Linked DNA regions of Mus musculus: region 1 is linked to region 2. Evidence: chromatin loops called from intact Hi-C (ENCODE). Cell type or tissue: heart. All regions are shown on one strand.

The links. A loop is a pair of places that touch in the nucleus more often than their neighbours do. Peaks named below come from ENCODE experiments on the same cell type or tissue, not always from the same donor. Only the 100,000 strongest peaks of a DNase experiment are listed, where the experiment ranks them.
Region 1: it touches region 2 in a loop (7-fold over the local background); 18 of 42 quality-filtered maps call a loop at or near these places.

What each region holds. Positions count from the first base shown.
Region 1 is chr8:115,401,555-115,404,054 of GRCm38, forward strand. No RefSeq gene overlaps it. Among named protein-coding and RNA genes, the nearest start is that of Gm39256, 240 kb to the right of the region's middle. In heart, a CTCF peak has its summit at 1,454 (motif pointing right); no DNase peak of the experiment used is centred here; H3K27me3 peaks cover 510 bases.
Region 2 is chr8:115,704,734-115,707,233 of GRCm38, forward strand. It overlaps Maf (avian musculoaponeurotic fibrosarcoma oncogene homolog), which reads right to left and starts at 2,161. Exons shown (of 1, transcript NM_001025577.2): 1 at 1-2,161. The coding sequence starts at 2,130. The coding sequence ends at 1,018. In heart, a CTCF peak has its summit at 1,209; DNase peaks (open chromatin) are centred at 1,268, 2,168 and 2,338; H3K4me3 peaks cover 2,029 bases; H3K27ac peaks cover 1,694 bases.

The sequences.
Region 1 (2,500 bases), 300 kb before region 2:
GTGTATCTCTCTGTGTGTGTGTATGTGTGTGTGTGTGTGTGTGTGTGTGTGTGGTGTGCCCATGCATGGATGTGAATGTGGAGGCCAAAAACTGATGCCAGTTCTTCTTCATCTCACTTGTTTGAGACAGGAATTGTCACTGAACCTAATGCTCACCACAGACTGGCCACTGAGCACTGGGGACCCAGGTGTCTCAGCCCTTCCTGTGCTAGAGCAAGAGCCACCATATGCAGATTTTCACGTGGATTTGGGGGACCCAAATTTAGTTCTTCGTGCTGGTGCAATACGCATTTTGCCCACTGAGCCATCTTCTCAGCCCTACTTTATATTTTTTGGACGTCAGAGCTCCTATTGGGTGCCATTGGACTGAAGCTGATGTGTTAGCAGGCAACCCTTCCCAATGCACTGAGGGGAGGACACTGGCTTGATGCGATGTCCCCTCCCCAAATCAGGAGTCAGGGCTGAATCCACAGTGCAACAAGGTTAGGGAATAGGGTTTAATGAGAGGCAATTAGATCATGAAGGCTTTGCTCTTTGGGTGATTAAGGTTGTTAACATGGGACTGGATTAGTCACCTTGAGTGGATCTGTTATGGATACAAGGTTGGTGACCCACATCTCTCCTTCTACTCTCTCTCTCTCTCTCTCTCTCTCTCTCTCTCTCTCTCTCTCTCTCTGTCTTCCTCTCCTCCCTTCACTCTGCTTCTTTCTCCTTGGAGACTATAGCCTGTCACACCAGAGCTCTTCAGTGGACATGAGTTCATTCTGAGATTCCCTTGGACAATCTAGACTTTGGGTCAGCTACACTACTGCCAAGCCTGGCTTCTCTTTCTGCCTTTTTGACTTGGGAGATACCACCACCAATGTACTCACAGATTGATTTTTAAACTTCTATCTTCTACAGGAAGACAAAGGGTGGTGGAGGACCATGGTGAAGAGTTGAAACACAGACCAGTTTGGAAACCCTGTCTTGGCTAAAAAAATAAATTTGAAATGGACCACAGCCTAACCCCAAGCCACTTTTAGAATGTCTGTGCCAGCGTGCAAGTCCCATCATCTGTGTACATTTAGGGACTTTTTATATAGCAGGTCCTTGACCCTTTGGACTGGTCTAAATGAATGTTTGAAGCAGGCCTCCTTGGGATTTGGGGGCCTGACCACAGATTCGTCATCTGAGAAAGCCAGGCTGTGAAAGGAGCTAATGTTTACCCACCGTTCCAGAGCCGCCATTTCTCCGTCTTTCCGTCTCTTGAAATATTTCCCTGGGGAGAAGTCTACATTACACAAGCTGGAGGAAGCTTGGGAAAGCATCAAAAAGGACAAATGTACGTGTAGCTGTAAAAGAAGCCTTTAAAAAGTCTGGATAGTACCCAAACCAGGCAACGTTGGGTACGTCCAAGTGGAGGGCATGATCTTTAGCAGAACAATTCCTGACTCGCCTATCTCTTCCAGCAGAGGGAGCTGCTCTGTGGTCCCAGTCCTAGGTCCCTGTGGAATGAGGGTCATTACAGTGGTGACAGTAACACTCTGGTAGAAAGGAGTACAGTTTCTCAATATTTTCCTAGGGTCTCCTTGATAAATGAGCACAGACAGTGGAGCTCAAAATAGCAGGAATCTATTCTTTCCCATGTCTGATACCAGATATCTGAACTGAAGGAGACTCCAGTAGAGAACCCATCTTTGTCTCTTCCAGCTTATGGTAGTGGCCAGTGATCCTCAGAAACGTTCGACTTCCCATTGCATCGCTATAGAGTGAAACCTCACGTGTCATTTCACCCTTGATGATCAGTGCTATCTTTTTCATCTCCACTAATACAGAGGGAAACAGGGGGTTACCTGTACCTTCTACAGGGTTAAAATAGGTGATGGTTTTAGAAACAGTACAGGCACTACAAAATCAATTGGTCTTTGCTGTGTGACCAGATGGAAGTGATCTTACACTTCTATGTCTCCATCTTTGAAACTGGAGGTGACTTTTGTTGTTGTTGTTGTTGTTGTAATTTGACAGAAGTGCATAAGTATGCATAAATATGACCATTACTCAATTCAACAATTAGGAGACTGACTAGCTAAGACATTCTGGCCCACAGAATGTGCTGTGTTGGTGTGGAAAGAGGGGAAGAGCATTTGTGAATCAATTTGGAAGGGCATCAGCTGAGAATGCAGCCCCAGAGCCCTGTCCACAGGCCTGGTCCAGAAGGAGAATATCTTCATGCTGTTCTTAAATGCAGTCTGGGCTTGTAAACTTTGTGGGGCTGCAGCCCCATACTAAGGAACATCTCTTTTCCATTCGTAGGGAAATGAAACGGTTAATTAGGAGCAGGCAGAGCTGTCCCGATGCTGCCCATTTGGGTTCAGAGGCAAAAGTGAGAAATGAGGGTACCAGCTGATTGGCATTCTCAGTCCAGAGGCCAGGTGTAGCTGTGCCTCTCGTGAGGACAAGAAACACTCAGGCATCCTTTAGGTGCAGGCTTGTGATTCTTTTGTTATTTTTCTGAAAC
Region 2 (2,500 bases):
AAGACAAAGTAGCAAGCATCGTAATGCATGAGATGAGAGTAAGTTTGTTTTTGTGTTTTTGTTTGTTTGTTGTTTAATGGCAGACTAAACTTTCAGATTTGGCATCATAAGGCCAAAACTCACAAGTCACACCCAGAAGGTTGATGTAGGCTTGATTGTGGCAGGTTCAGGAGTGGCTTTAGTTCATTCTGTTTTAGCATAACAATGCTAAGATAAAACCCCCGTGGAACTCAGCTCGCTGCAAGGTCTATAGCATTTCACATTTTTTTTTCCTTTGCAAGCTCAATCAGAAGAACTCAGAAGGAGGGGAAAAAAAAACCCTGCTTTTTTTTTTTTTCCTTTTATCTCAAGAACATGGTGCAGGGGTGGGGGTGGGGGGTGGCAGAGGCTGGGAAACACAGCAAGCTCCAAAAAATTAGTAATAGTAATAATAAACAAAAACAAAGAAGAAGAAGAAGAAAAAAGAAAATCCAAACAAAATAAAACACACAAACACACACACACAGAATGAACACCAGCTCATGAGCTGAAGAAGAAGAAGAAAAAATATATATACAGGCAATTGATGGCCCGGTTCAAAGGTGAGCTATGCCCTACATGAAGTATGCTGCTCAGATCTTTGACCCTTGTGCAAGTCCAGGGTATGTGTGGGGCAGGCGGTGTAAAAAGAGTAGTAGTTGTAATAATAATAATAATAATAAAAAAGAACAAAACAACCAAGCTAGCAAGTTACGGGGGAATTCAGGTTGGCAATCCATGAGCCAGACACCCTTTCCCTCCCCAATTCAAAAGAGCCATCACCACCACCACAAGCTTGGTGTGTGTGTGTGTGTGTGTGTGTGTGTGTGTGTGTGTGTGTGTGTGTGTGTCTGTTCAGGGCCAAGGGGAGCAAACTCGCCAGGGGAGGGGGCGAGGTGGTGGCCGAGCGAGCTTGGCCCTGCAACTAGCAAGCCCACTCAGGAGCGGGACCCCCACGGAGCATTTAACAAGGTGGCTAGCTGGGATCGCGTGTCACACTCACATGAAAAATTCGGGAGAGGAAGGGTTGTCGCTGCTCGAGCCGTTTTCTCGGAAGCCGTTGCTCACCAGCTTCTCGTATTTCTCCTTGTAGGCGTCCCTTTCGCGCACCAGCCTGGAGATCTCCTGCTTGAGGTGGTCTACCTGCTGCAGCAGCTGGTTCTTCTCCGACTCCAGGACGTGTCTCTGCTGCACCCTCTTGAAGCGGCAGGACTGGGCATAGCCGCGGTTTTTCAGGGTCCGCCTCTTCTGCTTCAGTCGGATCACCTCCTCCTTGCTGACCCCGCGCAGCTGCCGGTTCAGCTCGCGCACCGACATGGTCACCAACTGCTCGTCCGAGAAGCGGTCGTCGAAGTGCAGGCCGCCCGCGGCATGGTGCGGGTGCAGGGCGCCCCCCGCCCCCGCCGTGCCCCCGCCGCCGCCTCCGCCGCCGCCGCCCCCGGCGCTGGCCGGGCCACCGCCGCCCGCGCCACCCGCGCCGCTCGCAGAGGCAGACGCGCCGCCCGCGGCTCCCGGGGCGCCGGCCGTCGGATGGTGGTGGTGCCCCGCGGCGTGGTGGTGGTGGTGATGGTAGTGGGGTGCCGCGCCGCTCTGCGCGGCGGCCGCGGCGATCACGGCGGACACCACGGCGGCGGCGGGGCCCATCTCCTCGCCGCTGCCGCCCAGGGAGGCGCCGGCGCCGGCCCCCGCTGCCGCGGCCAGCTGCTGCGCTCCCCGCGCATAGCCATCGAAGCCACCCTGGAGCTGGTGGCTGTTGCTGATGAGCGCCTCGACCGCGTCCTCCGGGCTGAAGCCCAGCGCCTCCGGGTTGAGCTGCTGCGGGTAGCCGGTCATCCAGTAGTAGTCTTCCAGGTGCGCCTTCTGTTCGCTGCCCGAGCCCGGGCTGGGCGCCGAGAAGCTGGGGGACGGGGGCACCGAGCTGCAGGGCGTGCTCATGGGGGTGGAGGACAGCGAGCCCCCGGCGATGAGACGGCCGCACTGGCTGATGATGCGGTCGGTCTCCACCGGTTCCTTTTTCACTTCAAACTTCATCAGATCGAAGTCATTAACATATTCCATGGCCAGGGGACTGGTGGGCAGGTCGGAATTGTTCATTGCCAGTTCTGAAGCCATCCTCCTGCCTCCGCCGCCACCGCCGCCGCCGCTCCGCCAGATGGGCTGCAGGAGAGGGGCCAGCGGGCTGTGCTGGGTGGCCAGCGGGTGAGCCAGCTTGCCGGGCTAGGGCGCTTCTAGCTTGCGCGGCGGTGGCTGTGGCCCGAAAGCTCGAACGTGCACACACCCCCCGCCCTGCCCGCAGCCCCCCGCGCCCGCCCTCCCTCCCCCTGCTCACGCCAATGTGCTCTCTCTCTTTCTCTCTCTTGCTCTCTCGCTCTCTCTCCTCCGCTCGCCCCGGGCCCCCTCCTCGCCTGCTCGCCTCCCTGAGCTCCGATCCCGGGCGCTTCAGGCTCGGGAAGGTCCTCCGCGGCTGGCGGTGACGGTGGTG